Linked DNA regions of Mus musculus: region 2 is linked to region 1. Evidence: chromatin loops called from intact Hi-C (ENCODE). Cell type or tissue: left cerebral cortex. All regions are shown on one strand.

The links. Peaks named below come from ENCODE experiments on the same cell type or tissue, not always from the same donor. Only the 100,000 strongest peaks of a DNase experiment are listed, where the experiment ranks them.
Region 2: it touches region 1 in a loop (4-fold over the local background); 5 of 42 quality-filtered maps call a loop at or near these places.

The regions. Positions count from the first base shown.
Region 1 is chr7:43,279,130-43,287,129 of GRCm38, reverse strand. No RefSeq gene overlaps it. Among named protein-coding and RNA genes, the nearest start is that of Gm35588, 29 kb to the right of the region's middle. In left cerebral cortex, a CTCF peak has its summit at 3,752 (motif pointing left); DNase peaks (open chromatin) are centred at 3,765 and 4,063; H3K4me3 peaks cover 521 bases; H3K27ac peaks cover 356 bases.
Region 2 is chr7:43,673,973-43,681,972 of GRCm38, reverse strand. Ctu1 (cytosolic thiouridylase subunit 1) reads right to left here. Exons shown (of 3, transcript NM_145582.1): 2 at 6,327-6,869; 3 at 3,675-5,546. The coding sequence starts at 6,834. The coding sequence ends at 4,792. It also overlaps a transcript of Klk14 not described here. Among named protein-coding and RNA genes, the nearest start is that of Ctu1, 5.9 kb to the right of the region's middle. In left cerebral cortex, CTCF peaks have their summits at 808 (motif pointing left) and 3,255 (motif pointing left); DNase peaks (open chromatin) are centred at 806 and 3,262.

The DNA.
Region 1 (8,000 bases):
TTGCTTTTTTTTTCAGGACTGGAGAGCTGGCTCAGCAGTTGAGAGAGCTTGCTGCTTGTCTGTTGTGAAGCAGTTTCCTCTGAAATAGAACTTTCCGTCTTGGAGGGGTTAGGAAACAGGATGTACTAAAGGGAGGTGAAACATTCCACCCTGCAAGGAAGCTCATGAAGACTCAGGAAGTGAGGATCTAGAGAATCTCCTTGGCTGCTAAAAGAAGTTACCTGGTGAGGACCCAAGTCCAGTCTTCCAACTGGCTTTAACTCCAGCTCGAGGGGATCCAATGATCCTGGCTTCCCTAGCACTGCCACCCATGAGCAAGTACCCACACAGTAAGTAAACATCACCAAGTCTCCAGGAAGTCCTGGAAACTCACCAGACGCACCATGTCTCTTCCTCCCCCTTCCTTAAGGATGGCTGAGGGATGCTCAGATCAGCCAAACTGCCTGGAAAAAGACTCACTGTGGCTTGTCAAGCTGCCTGCAGATTGTGAGCTCCAGGTTGCCAGGCTTGGTGACCTGTGACCCATACTAAGGTGGCCTTCTGGTGTTTGTAGAGAGGTCATCATATGCTTGTCCATGACTTTGGGGGCATGCTATGATGTGAGAGATCATGTTCCCAGTGAGACTGGACTTCCTGTTCCTTCCCAGCAGGCATGACCCAACCCCAGCTCTTCATTAGAACAAGGGAGCAAGAGGTAGGAGGCAGTGTCCAGATCTCTGTGTGATCGAATCCAGGCTTATGAAGGCCCCCTTTTCAATGAACGGGAAATCTCAGTAACACACTATAGACAGTTCAAGGTCCACAGAAAATACAGAGCAAACTAAAGGGAAAATATGAAACCTCTTCGAAAGATACTGTGTAGGTAGAGATTCTGGGGTCTGAGGATGAGGCTCAGTTGGCAGAGTGCTTGTCTAGGATACCTGCTGCCTTGAGTTTGATTCCCAGCACTGCATAAAGCTAGGTATGGTGGCACACATTCAGCATCTCAGCACTAAGGACCTGGATGCTGGTGGATCAGAAATTCAAGGCTATTTGGGATACGTGAGACCCTGTCTCACAAAACAACAGGTGCAGAGGATGGAGAGATGGGTCACTGGTTAAGAACATGGCGGTTTACAACCGTCTGTAACTGCAGTCCCAGAGGAGCTGATGCCCTCTTCTACCCTCTGTGGGCATCAGGTATGCACATGGTCCATAGACATATATACAAGCAACGCACACTCTCATGAAATTAAAAAAAAAGTGAAAGTGTATGACGTCAATATCTGTTTAAATATTCAATCACTGGCTGGAAAGATGGCTTCAGTGGGCAAGAATGCTTGCTGTAGAAGAATGAAGACTTAAGATCCTTGCACTCACATAAAATGATGGATGGATAGTGTTGTGGTGGTTTGAAAGAGAATGGGCCTCATATGTTCATATATTTGAGTGTTTGGCCCTCAGTGGAACTATTTGTGAAGGATTAGGGGACATGAGTTTCTTGGAGTAGGTATGGCATTCAGGAGATGCGTCACTAGGGGTGGGCTCTGAGGTTTTAAGAGTCCATGCCAAGTCCAGCCTTTTGCCTGCAACTTACAGATACGATGTGGGCTCTCGGACACTGATCCAGCATGATGCCTGCCTTCCTGCAACCGTATTCTCCACTACAGTAATCATAGACTCACCCTCTGAAAATATAAGCCAACCCCCAATTAAGTCCTTTCTTCTCTAAGTTGCCTTGGTCATGGTGACTCTGAACAGCGGACAAGACAGTTGTCATGCAAGCTTATACCCCCAGCACTGTCAAGGTGGAGACAGACGAATTTCTCCAGATTGTTGGTTGTCAGCCTAGGCTACAGGATTAACTAGAAAGATGCCGATTCAAGGGAATATGTTAAAGTGGGATAGAGCAGGACACTTGGTGTCCTCTAGCCGCACATGCATCCACACTAATATGTGCACATACACCATTCTCACTCTGTTAAGTACTGTTGTTTCCCAGTAAGAGGTCCAAAATCCTTAAATGTGGAAACATTTCAGTTTCCCAGGGAGCAAACTGAGTTTGGAGGACACAGAGGGAAAGGAGAGTAAGGCGCTTCCTATCCAAGAGTCTGGTCAAAGCCTCAGAGAGCTGGGAGGGAAGCAGGAACTCTGGCATCAGCATTTGCTGTAGTGACCTCTCTAGAGGCAGTGTTCCTTTCACACATAGATGCTTTTGCCAAAATAGTTACACCCCAGGCTTAAGTGCTTAAGGCGTATATGGCCATGGTCTTTTCCTCAGAAATGGCTTGAAAAGCTCAGATGAAAGTCTGCACAGCAAAGGTGAGACATATAGGATACTCCATCAATCCAAGCACTTTGGAGGCATAGGCAGGCGGATCTCTGAGTTCTAGGGCAGTGTGGTCTATAAAGCAAGTTCTAGGCTAGCCAGAGCTAGATAGTAAGAAGCTGTCTTAATAAACAAGCAAGCAAACAACTGTAGAAGCAAAAAATAAATAAATAAATAAATAAATAAATAAATAAATAAATAAAAGCTGATTTAAGGGATTAAATTGGCACCAGTTTGAGTGACTATGGTCTGAGGAATCCAGGCTTAAGTTACCCCCAATCCCATGTTCCAACGTGGAAAAAAGTCATAAATCCAGGCAAGTTTAAACTACATTGGTGGGTACATCAGAGAGGCAGATGCAATGAGATGGAGGAGATTTTTTTTTAGGCCCAAGATGCAATCTGACTACACTCTTGGCTTCTAGGTTCATGGAAGCTAGTGGTCAGCTAAGTTAATAGCTTCCTTTTAAAAATATTTTTGAGGGGCTGGAGAGATGGCTCAGAGGTTAAGAGCACGGACTGAGCTTCTAAAGGTCCTGAGTTCAAATCCCAGCAACCACATGGTGGCTCACAACCATCCGTAATGAGATCTGACGCCCTCTTCTGGTGCATCTGAAGACAACTACAGTGTACTTACATATAATAAATAAATCTTTTAAAAATATTTTTGAGACAAGATCTCTCTATGCTACACTGGAACTCACTGTGTAGATCTGGCTAGCCTCTAACTCACAGAGACTCACTTGCATCTTCCTCCTAAGAAATGGAATTAAAGGTCAGGGTGTCTCTCCCCCCAACCCCCACCCCCGCCCCATGTCCGGCAAGTTAATAGTTTCTAAAACGTTTTTATCTGTTAGTCACAAGATGTTGGTTCTGCCACAGAAGTGGGCCTGGGAGAGCTGTTCCAGAGGGCTAGAACTAGCCCAAGTAAGTCAATTGGCCTCTGAACCTGCAACATTGTAATCTTTCCACAGTCCTGATTATTCCAATCGGTTTCTGTAGATACAGCTTCTCCCAATATCACCTTGGGACTTGTGTTAGACTTTTACATTATCAAATGTGCCCTTTAAAAACCATACATTGGGGGCTGAAAGATATGGCTCAGTGGTACTTGTTGCTTGTCCAGAGGACCCAAGTTTGATTCCCATCACCTCCATGGTGGTTCACAACCATCTAACTTGTAGGGCATCTGACAACCTCTGTGGACCTGTAGATACCACATGTACAGACACACATGCAAGCAAAAACACTGATCCACATTTTAAAAAGTAAAAGTAAATGTTAGAATTCTGTCTAAGCTTCACCACAGTTACCTGGCAACAGACAGGTATGCTCCTCCCCACAATTACTTGACAATAGCAAGCATGATAGATCTGATATATCTGTACTCCCAGGTTCCTTTTCCTGAAGAAAGTGCGCATATGCCCACTTAGCGCCACCTCGTGGTCAGATCTGGAAATGCATCTAGCGCGGGCTCCACCTCCCATAATTCTTACTCCCTTTCCAGGTCTCTTCTCATCACACTTCTCACGAACGCATAACATCTAAAATCTATTCATTGGTTTTGCAATATACTCTGCCGTGAAACGCGGTGATGTTGAACCGCCAAATGCTGCAGATAATCGGCAGCAGGCGCAGAAGGGAACCGGTGGGATGGCCAAGGGTACCCTGGGCTTGGGTGGCAGAGCACTCCTCTTTGCAGAGCCTTACTGATAGATACAAGCCCATCACATTCGAAAGAAGCAAGCCCTCTGGGTCCAATAGCGAAACCCCCCCACCCCTAACTTGTGGGCCCCTGGGAGTTGTAGGCTGGTGGCTCCACAGCCCTCTGGGAGTCGTAGTCCTTTTGTCAGTCTATGATTTCCTGGGCTTCCCAGCCAACTTGCAACGAGTTCTGCCCAAGTGATTGCCTGGTTCCTCCTAGTGTAGTCTACCCTGTCAGAATTGAAGGCTTCCTTCCCTTCCCCTTCCCCTTCCCCTTCCCCTTCCCCTTCCCCATCCCCTTCCCCTTCCCCTTCCCCTTCCCCTTTCCCTGGATCTAATGAAGATCAGGCTATCCGTGAGCTATATGACAGAGGCTAGCCTTGAACTCCTTAAGACATACACTACAGTGCCTGGGTCTGGTCTCGGCCTTCTCTCCCAGCATTCTGGTAAGCTCCCTATGAGCAATGACAGCCCATTCTGTCTCCTACCCTGGACCTGACCTAAACAGCTTGCTCCTCAGCTGACTTGTTTCGATCAGTGTAGCCCATGTTGATTTCTGTCTCTCCAACCTGGGAGGGTGCATGAAATTACACCCTTCTCTGTCCTGGCTACAACCCCATGGGGGTGAAGCTGGGCTTAGGGGTATTCAAGTAGCTGTAAGAGCCTGGCTTATGGGCCAGAACTATCCTAGGGTTCACAAAAACACTCTCCAGAGCCATGAATGCCTTATTATGTCCAAAGGAAACTCCCATTTCCTTTCCAGAAACCAACTCCTTAGTCTTTCCCTCCTCACACACCTCCTGCCTCCTCTCAACTGGCCCAGCTGTCGTGAGTGCAAATGTATTTGAATCTGCTCCTCCATCTCCCTCACCCAGTTTCTTCTTCCAGATTTTGAGTGAGTCCCCTCTGCTTTATTTCTAGAGACCCAGACTCTCCTGGTCTCCTTTACAGCATCTGCCAGGTTCTGAGTCACGTTGCACCACTGTTTCTGTCCTTGTTGCTCTCTGCTCTATTCACACTCACACCGAAGAATCCTGTTACAGTATAGGTCAGGGATGGACACTTGGCAGGAGCCTGGCCGAGCGAGCATGGAGCCCTAAGTGCAGTTCATGTCAGTAGCCCTACACTTGGGAAGTGGAGCAGAAGTTCAAGCTTCGCTTGGCTATATAGTGACTTACAGGGTCTTCTCCCCCTACCCCCCAAAAAATCTGGATCCAATATGGAGGGTGTGAAACAACATTTGGGGTTGGGGGTCTGTCCTGCTGTCTACCACATGGGTTCCAAGACCATGCAGCAAGATCAGCAGCAAGCATCTTTGCCTGTGCAGCCATCTTACCTGCCCTTCCCATTGTTTTTGTTTTTCCTTATTTAAGGAGCATTTGGACTGTGTACTTTTCCGTCCATGACATGGCCCCTCCCCTAGAATGCTAGTTTCCAGGTTTCCCTTTGTGGGTCACCCATAACCACCGCGGGTTGGGAACTTGGAGACACTCAGTAGATGCTTGAGTAAACGAAACTTTGTTTGATTATGTCTTAAGCTTTCTATTCCTGCACAAACATCAAGACCAAGAAGCAAGTTGGGGAGGAAAGGGTTTATTCAGCTTACATTTCCACATTGCTGTTCATCACCAAAGAAAAGTCAGGACTGGAACTCAAGCAGGTCAGGAGGCAGGAACTGATGCAGAGGCCATAGAGGGGTGTTCTTTACTGGCTTGCTCAGCTTGCTTTCTTATAGAACCCAAGACTACCAGCTCAGGGATGGCACCACCCACAATGGGCCCTCCCACCCTCGATCACTAATTGAGAAAATGCCTTACAGCTGGATCTCATGGAGGTGTTTCCTCAAGGGAGGCTCCTTTCTCTGTGATAACTCCAGCTTGTGTCAAGTAGACACACAAAACCAGCCAGTACAGGTTGTTTGTTTGATTATTTTGTTTTCAGACAGGGTTTCTCTGTGTAGCCCTGGCTGTAGTGGAACTCACTCTGTAGACCAGGCTGGCCTTGAATGCAGAGATGCACTTGTCATTGCCTCTGATGTGCTGGGATTAAAGAGGTGCACCACCACTGGTAGACTAATTTTTCTTTTATTAATTTAGCTGATGTAGAAAATAATGAGTTTCACTGTGGCAATATATATATAATATTATATGTTATATATTACAGTGATATACATACACACACACACACACACACACACACACACACACACACACACACACATATCACTGTAGTTAGTGCAGATTCACCTTCCCACCAGCTCCCTCTTCCCCTTCTTCTGCAGGCCCTCCTCTTTCACATCTCATTCAGCTATACATATGAGATCTAAGGCCGACTTGGCTATATACACCTGTGATCTCAGCACTCAGCAGGTGGAAGAGGATCAGAAATTCATGGTGAGTCTCAAGTACGTGGTGAGTTTGAGGCCAGCGACATGAGACCCTACATGAAGCATACACATGTGTACAACTGTTTAGCAAACGCAATGTTCTGTCTTCAGATTTCTTCTCCTCTTCTCAATATAGTCTCCCTTCTACTTTCATGCCCTGTGTGGTGTACACACACACACACACACACACACACACACACACACACACACTGGATGAGGGGAGCCAGGTTGTGCCAGTGTTCTGCTGGGTGTCTCAGGCACTGGGATCAGTTTGGCCAAAAGTGGAGAACACCTTCAGAAGCTGACTGCAGTTCAGCCAGACCACAGAGGACTTGTGGTGTCTTCAGGCTCACAGTGCGGGTTGAGGTGCCGATAAAGCACAGCTCCCAGCCTGCCTGGGATTGGATCCGGCGAGAACGTCAGGAAGTCTTGAGAATGGGGAGACTTCAGATTTAGAGGGCATGAAAGGTGAGTCCTCAAGAGAGCATGTGGAAAGGAATGCTGCTTTGGGAGCCACTGAGTAACATTTCCATACAATAAAAACTGGAGCCATGTGGACTCAGGCCATTAACATTTACTAAAGTGACAAGATCCATAGGCGAATGTGAGGGAGACACAGCATCTCATTGGCTCGCATGGATACAGGAGGATGTGTACATGCTTTAGGTTCCATTGCTGTGAAGAGGCACCATGACCAAGGCAACTCTTATAAAAGACAACATTTAATTGGGGCTGGCTTACAGCTTCAGAGGTTCAGTGCATTATCATCATGGTGGGAGGCACGGCAGCATACAAGCAGGCATGGTGCTGGAGGAGTCAGAAGTCTTCTATCTTGATCCACAGGCAGCAGATGGGGACTGTATCCTGAAGGCAGCCAGGGTAAACTCTCTTCTTTTGGCAGCTAGGAAAATAGAATTCTACACTGGGTGGTTCTTGAGTATGGGAGAACTCAAAGCCCACCCCTACAGAGACACACTTTTTGCAACAAGGCCACACCTACTCCAACAAGGCCACACCTCCTAGTAGTGCCACTCCTCATGGGCCAAGCTTTTAGAAATATGAGTTTCTGGAGGCCAAACCTATTCAAACCACAACAGTAGGTGAGGGGTAGGTTGAAGCAAGGAGACCAGCAGGAAGCCCCCTGCACAGTCCAGAGAGAAACTGTGCATAATATCATGCTGGCTGTGGAGCAGGTGTGAAGTATCTAGATTCTGCATCTATTTGAAACAATATTTGCTATGTTTGGTTTGAGGACCTGGGGGTGAGGTTTAAGGATGCCCCCTGTGAGGCATATGGAGCTAAGGTCAGGACTGGACTTTGTATTTTGAGCCCTTGACAGGGTGAGTGAAAAGGGTGGTGCTGGGTCCCAGGACTCCAGGCCTGAGTCCTGGGAGGGCGGAGCCTCAGCTTGCTGCAGAACACCACTTGGTGAAAGGGATCAAGCATTTGCGGGGCTTGAGATGCCGGCTAGAGGGGGTGAATGATGCTTGTCCTGTCCTCATGGAAGTTCCTGTGACAGTAAACAGCTACCTGCCACATAGTTCTGATCACGGGCCAAGCTTTCAGAAATGTGAGTCTGTGGAGGCCAAACTCAGGAACAGCC
Region 2 (8,000 bases), 390 kb before region 1:
AAACATCACCTCCGCATTCTATGACGCACCACACCGTGCTGGGCGCCCCACCTCTAGGATCCCTTCTGAAGTCTCACAATGGCAACAGTGGCATGTAACCCTTTGGTCCTGACTTGTCAGTGCCTGCACCCTCTTCCTTCACCAGAGGGAGAGCCCACTGAGGGCAGGGACCAGCGCTGAGTCAGGTCTTTCCTCACTAGCCTAGGCTGAGAGGTGTTAGGAAATGCCCGCAACCGTGATTCTTATCCTCCCCTCCCGGGAGAGTTCAGGGCTTGCTTCTGCATCTCAACACCTGCCCCTCACACTCTCTCCTCTGTCACTTGTCCTGTCCTCCACTCTCGGATTCTAGGCTAGTCATTCCCTCTTCCAGGAATGCTTTCCAGCGGTCAGCCAAGTACCACCTCAATTTACACGGTTCTCTGCTGGGATGGGGCTGTCTCCTTTAGGCCACCCCTTTTCCGCTTAAATGGACAGGACACATCCTTACCGACACCTGTCAGTATCGAACTGTTGCAGTACATTACAGCTGTGTGTTCCTTCTTTTTATTTCTTTTCCTCTCTCTCCTTCTCTGGCCTCCATCTTCCCAGCCCCTTTCTTCTTCCTCTCCAGCCTTTAGGCTCTGTCCTGAGCAGTTTCTGCAGTTTAGCTGCGTTACCGGGTCTCATGCTCAGAGTCTGTGCAAGGCAAGGAAGGACACATCATCTTTATGAAAACTCAGAGGTTTCAGGCTTCTCTAGATCCAGTGCTGTCTGGGCCTGGGCTGGATACCCAGTTTTGGTGCGCAGATGTGGTCACAGCGCCCCCTTGTGTTCAAATGTGAACACAGCCCCTTTCTCACACAAGAGGCTCAGTAGCAGGGCAGAGTCCCTGGAGATATTCCAGAAATGAGAGGTGCCCTGCTGTGCATGCATTTGGAAGCAGGTCCTCTGGATTCCAGTTTAAGAACCTAGAGTCCCTGCTCCCTCCCTGAGTCACAGTTATGTGAGTCTCGGCAAGTTACTTCACTGGGTTGCATGTTCATCTAGCATAAGTATTAAACAAGCATTACTCTCCTATCACTGCACTAGCCGGGATGGAACACCCTCTTGGTACGGGTCCAGTCCCACAAGAGAAAAGCTTGGAGTTGTACAATCTGCCTAGAGAGTCTTCAGTCACACCCTTACCGCCCCCAGCCCCTCCTCTGTTCCCCCATCCCTGTCCATAGCTACTTCTCTGTCACAGCAGTTGTTGGATAGACCCGGAATAGAGACTGGCCTTCACTGTTAGAATAAAATTCAAGTCTTGACTCCACACACCTGGTCCAGCTTCAGATGCCTGGAAGAGATCAAGGTTATTCCTATACCCTAGTTGCTGAATTGGCGGTTCCCTCCTCCAGGGGGAACTCCCTCCCCCATACTTTTGAGATTTGTTCCCCTAGCTTTATGTGGGTCGCTGCTCAAAGGCCACCTCCCCAGAGGCCTTTCCTTCATGGCTCCCTCTACTCTATTTTTGACAAGCAAACCTTTGTGCTGGGGATGTAGCTCAGAGATAGATTGTCTAGGATCCCCCTGTGAGGGGCTGAGGGTGTGGCTTGGCATGTTAGGTCCTTAATTCAATCTTCAGCGTTGAAAAAAGGGGAAAAAAACTTCTTCAAAACTGACCATATAATCAGTCACAAGACAGGCCTCAACAGACACAAGAAGACTGAAATAATCCCATGCATCCTATTAGATCACCACGGACCAAGGCTGCTCTTTAATAGCAACAAAAAACAACAGAAAGCCCACACACACATGGAAGCTGAACAGCGCTGTACTCAATGGTAACTTGGTCAAGGAAGAAATAAAGAAATAAATTAAAGACTTTAGAATTTAATGAAAACGAAGGCACAACATACCCAAACTTATGGGACATAGGAAAACTCATAGCTCTGAGTGCCTCCAAAAAGAAACTGGAGAGAGCATACACTAGCAGCTTGACAGCACATCTGAAAGCTCTAGAATAAAAAGAAGCAAATGCACCCAAGAGGAGGAGAGGGCAGAAAGTAATCCAACTCAGGACTGAAATCAACCAAGTAGAAACAAAAAGGGCTATACAAAGAATCAACAAAACCAGGAGCTGGTTCTTTGAGGAAAATCAACAAGATAGATAAACCCTTATCCACACTAACTAGAGGGCACAGAGACAGCATCCTAATTAACAAGATCAGAAATGAAAAGGGAGACATAACAATAGAACTTGAGGAAATCCAAAACACCATCAGATCCTACTACAAAAGGCTATAATCAACAAAACTGGAAAACCTGGATGAAATGGACAATTTTCTAGACAGATACCAAATACCAGAATCAGGATCAGATAAACCATCTAAACAGTCCCATAACCCCTAAAGCAGTCATTAAAAGTCTCCCAACCAAAAAAAGCCCAGGACCAAATGGGTTCAGTGCAGAATTCTATCAGACTTTCAAAGAAGACCTAATACCAGTACTCTTCAAACTATTCCACAAAATAGAAACAGAAGGAACACTGCCCAATTCATTCTATGAAGCCACAGTTACACTGTGCATTCTCCCTTGGAGATGGAATGGTTTCTGTCTAATCAGGAACTTGTCACAATTCCCTTTCATAGAGGACTTCATGAGAGATTTTTTTTTTCTACTTCTATCATGTTTAATGTTCCAAGTAGATTTTAAAAACTGGTTGAGTGCATATTACTTTTAGCTTCAGAAGAATTCATGTATATTTAAGAGGCATTTAACTATTATAAATTATTTCGATGACTTAAAAATGTCAATACTGAGCTGTATATTTTTAAGTAAATTTTTAAAAAAAGGAAAAAGCGACAGTCACAATCACTCGTTATTTGTTTGCAATGGCCCTCCCTCCGCCCCCACCCCAGACTGAAAATTTGTGGAGGGGCTCCTGTCTCTGCCCACTGCAGCTTCCTGGCACTTGCAGGAGGACCAGACAAAAAGATGTCCAATATTTGCTGAATGAATATTTGACCTGGTGCTTTATAAGCCTAGGGGGACCTGATGGCGGCAGGGCATCCACCTTTGCTTTTTAACTTATCTTAATTTGGTAAATAGAGACCTATGGAGTCACTTCCAAGAGGACAGGGCCACAGAGGCTAAGGAGCACCCTTTGCCCAATGTTGGGGGAATGATCCAGGGAAGTTTTTAGTACTTTTGAGGAACCCTCTTCTTGGGAAGGTTCTTCAGCCTCTCAACTTCTTAATATGGCAAGGCAGCACCCAGAAGCCTGGAGCCCCCTGGTGGCCAATCCCCAGTATACAGAGCCAAGCTGGACATGGACTTGGATAACTGGACTCTCATCTCCCAAGATAGGGGTGAAGGCAAGACAGTTCCATTTTCACAGGAGGAAATGGCACCTTAGAGAGGTTAAGGCAGAGACTCAGCACAAGTTCTGTCTCCAGAGTCCAAGCTTGGGGTGCCCTCCTCACTCACAACAGATACCAGGACTGGGCAAGGCAGTCACCCTATTATAGATAGGACTGGTGACAGGCCCTGTGGTCCCTTGAAGTTGCCATGGGGAAGAAATGAGAAGGTAGATATAAGCACTCCAAAGCAAAGATGAAGTCCCCTTGAAAGCAACGTGTGTGATGAAGACCCGTATGTGGACACTCTTACTTTCATTTCCTATTGCTGCGATAAAACACCAGACCAAAAACATCTTTCGAGAAAAAGTTTTATTTCAACTTACATTTTAGGTCACACTCCATTACTGAGGGAAGTCAGCAGGAACTGAGGCAGAGGCCATGAGGGAACACTACTACTGACTGGCTTACTCAGCCTGCTTTCTTATAGTATCCAGGATCACCTGCCTAGGGACTGGACCGCCCACAGTGGGCTGAGCCCTTCCACATCAATCATCAATCAGAAAATGCCCCACAAGCTTGCCTGTAGGCCAATCTTATGGAAGCATTTTCTCAGATGACCCCAGCCTGTGTAAAGTTGACAAAACAAAACCAAAAAATGGCCAGCCAGGACACTAACTCAACAACCATGTGAAAACTACAAATTTGGTTCAGAACCTATCAGCTCAGCAGACCACTGGCTTCCAAAGACCCACAAGCTAAGAAAGTCATCAGATAGTTCCTCAGACTGACAGAAGGGATTTCAGCTTTGCTATAACCTGTCTACCTGCAGTTCACACCGACATACTTGACCAATGTCTTGATTAATGACTTTCTATTGTCCTAGGGCTGTAAACGTTTGTGTAACTGCTCCCACGGCAGTTTCCCAGGCAACCTCAATTCACATACCCGCCCATGGAAGGTCCCAACTGGTTCAGAACAAACTTTCTCCAGTTCCCGTAGGTGCGAGAGCTGTGCCTGGATGAGACGGGTATAGTGACGATTGTGAATATTCCTAGTACGCATGTGACTTTGTTTACCTGACTTGGGAAAACAGAAAAGGAGGGCCAGGGCTCTCTGAGCCCACAGAGGTGTGCGGGAATGCATGGGTGTTGGTCCCTTCTCTCTTAGAGCTGGTAGCTGTGCCTAGAGCGCCCTATACTTCAAGGTTCATGTTGCTCTACAGGGCCCATCCTTCCATGGGGTACAGGTAGGACACGGGGCTCAGGTTGCAGGGCACTGGACACTTTAAATAATCTGCAGGGCTCAAGCGACTCTGCAGGGTACAGCCACTCCACACGGAAACAGGTCAGTCCCAAGGTGCCGTGCACTGAAGGGAAATCACTTCACAGTGTATAGATTACTCCACAGTTGCAGGGCAGTGGGGTACAATCACTTCCCCGGACACAGGGCAATGTAGAGTGCAGAGCTCAGGTCACTCCGCCACGGGGCTCAGGTCACACTGCGATACACAGGTGGCTCCTGCCCGGTCCCCTCCATTCCCAAGGCTCAGGTCCCTCTGCGATACACAGGTGGCTCCTGCCCGGTCCTCTCCATTCCCGGGGCTCAGGTCACACTGCGATACACAGGTGGCTCCTGCCCGGTCCCCTCCATTGCCGCATGGGTTGGCTTTATCTTTCGGTTGCTTGCAGGTGCAGGGTCCTGCTGGGGCCACAGGGTCACTGGTGACTAGGCTTGGGTTCCCAGGCTGTGGAGGCTCAACTTGCAGCACACGGCGGCCCTTGCCGATGGCCAGGCGCGGCAGGCCTCGGTTGAGGCCATCCAGGAGGGCACAGGCCTGGCAGAGCTTGTGGCTGGCCAGGGCTCCGCAGCGGGAGCAGGTGCCTGGAGGAGGGGGCTTTGCTGCCGGAGCCAGAGCTAGGCGCTCTGCCGAGTGCACGAGGTCCAGCACGGCTGATGGTCTGGCCGCCTCCAGGAGCTTAAGCAGGTCCCGGGCATGACCACGGAAGGCCTCAGGGGCATACACGCACTCCTCGGAAAAGTAGCGGAGATGGCGGAAGTGCGCATACAGCACCACCTCCTTCTGCGAGGCAAACTGCAGAGGCCGGCACCTGGGAAGTGCGCACCCCTCGCCCGTGGAGCCCAGCACCCCACCCCTCGCCAGCCTCCCAGCATCACCACGCAGGAAGTTCATGAGCACCGTCTCAGCCATGTCGTCAGCGTTGTGGCCTGCGGGAGAAAGAGCTCAGGTCAGGTGAAGGATTAGGACAAAGAAGAGAAGGTAAAAAGTCCCAGCTCATTTCCTGGTTTGAAAAGTTACCGAAATCCACCAATCCCTGAGCCTGAAAACCCAGCACTCTGACTTGAAATGTCACCAATCCCCACCTTGGAAATCTTCACCCTGTAAACTCTTCCATGTTAAATACTCTAAGCCGGTCCCCTGCTCAGTACTCCATGGCTTCTCACTGCAGCAGAGGCAGCCACCTTCTTGTGTCACTTTCAATCAATCTCTTGTGCGAGATTTGTTGTATGGTGTGACTCTGTGATATTCCTTGGCTCCTGACTGCCAAGATACCTTTCCCCCTCAGAGCTGTGTCACCGCACTCATAGCCTGCTGTTGCTCTTGCCAATGGCCAGACTCAGTAGGCCCCAGCTGAGGCGTGTGTACAAGCCTGGTATTTACACGAGGAGGGGGGCCCCAAGAAGCCCTGGACAACAGGAAAAGTGGAGAAGAGGCCGGGAACCCCTGGAGCAGATGAGAGGACCCGGTAGATCCTCCCTAAGGAGAAAATGTAAAAGGGACCATAGAGACACTGGGGCCTGGGAGAGTGGAGGTGGGCGTTGGAACGAACACTCAGAACCCAGAGATAAAAAGGAGGGACAGTGGAAGTTCTCAGCACCATAAAGGGGGGGGGGGGAGTGGAGACCCCAGCCCACCCCACTATCTTGCACTTCCTGGCACACTACTCTTCCACACCCACACCGTTCCTGCTGCACACCAGTGCTCACCTGTCACAATATGTGTAGCTCCCACAAGGCGCGCACCCTCCTCCAGCGCGCGCCTCCGCAGCACCCCGCAGAAGGTGCAGCAGGAGCGACTGCGGCCGGAGCCTGCGGTGCTGCGGGCCACGGCGTCCATCGTCCAGCCCCCGAAGAGATCTTCGTAGGCCACGATGGTGAGCGGCAGCTCCCAGCGCGCCGCCTGACTGCGCACTGCCTCCAGCGCGGCGTCCCGGTAGCCGCCGATGCCCTCATCCACCGCCACCAGGTGCAGGGTGATGCCCAGGCGGGGCGCAAGCTCACGCAGCACGTGTGCCAGCACTGTGGAGTCCTTGCCACCAGAGGCACCCACGGCCACTACAGCGCCCGGCGGCAGCAGGTGCCCGGCAAGCACTGTATGTAGCACCTCAGCCTCAAAGGCAGCACAGAAGCAGGAGCCGCACAGCGCCTGCCCAGAACGTGGGCGACGGAGGGCAGCACGGGTCTTGTGACAGGAGAAGCACGTCGGGGCGGGCATCTTGAAAGAGAACTGGGTCGTCTGAGAGGTCTACACTGTGGAGGAGAGAGAAGGGAGTCATCTGGGGAGTCTACACTGCAGGGTTGACGGGAGAGAAGAGGGGAGGGGACCACACAAGATACCCAAAAGGGAAGCTGGTTATCCAGGATATCTGCATTTCAGAGCTGAGGGGAGAAAGAAGTGGATCACACGGATAGTCTGTGTTGTGGGGAGGCTGTGGAGATGGCGTCCTACTGAGTGGCCCTGACACAGGGGAGCCCACGGGAAGGGCAGCTTCTTCCTATACCAAGAAAATAAAAACCCGACGACAGGGTTTCAGGGAGACAGAGGGGGAAGCCATGCAAAGGATAGACAGAATGGAATTGTGTCTGTTTTAGGAAATGGAGCACAGTTTTGCAGTCACTCTTGCTACAGTCTCAATCATAGACAACTTCCAGAGCTGACCAGATCCCGGAAGAGCTTGCTACTCGGAAGCAGAGGGCTCCAGATGTTTGGATTTTAGTAGGGGAGGTAAGATACTGGAACCCCGCATGAGGTCCTGATTGCTTCCCCTGGAAGGCATAGTGGCCTCTTCTAGGCACACAGAAGCTGCGTGCATCTCCTCTACATCACCAGCTGTAATGAATCAGTAAAATCTCTCCAAGCTCAGGCCTCTCCCCCAGACCACCTCATCTCCAGCGTGGACTACCCGGGAGCATCCCGCCTTTCAGAACAGGTCAGGCTGTCCCTGGGATTTACCACAATGACCAGAATGATCTGGCAAATATTTGTTTACTGTCAGGAACTTCCATGAGGTCAGGACCGGTACCACTGAGCACTGCATCTCAACTCCGACCTCCCTGATTCCTTTCACCGAATGGTGTCCTGCAGTGGAGCTCAGGTCTGTCCTTCCAGATGCTCAGACTAGAAGCCCTGAGGTCTAGGACCACTCTGGTCACTCATCCTGTGTGGGGCTCAAAATTCAAAGTCCAGTCTTGACTTGTTCTCCAAAGGTCCCTAGTCCATCCTCAGAACTCATGCTCAGATCCCCTAAAAGGATACAGCCAATCCTTCTGTGGCCTCAGATGCCAGACACTTCCCACCTACTCCATGGCCAGGGCTGCAGTAGAATTCTAGTAACTCGTCAGGAGTGGTAACGCACGCCTTTAATCCCAGCACTTGGGAGG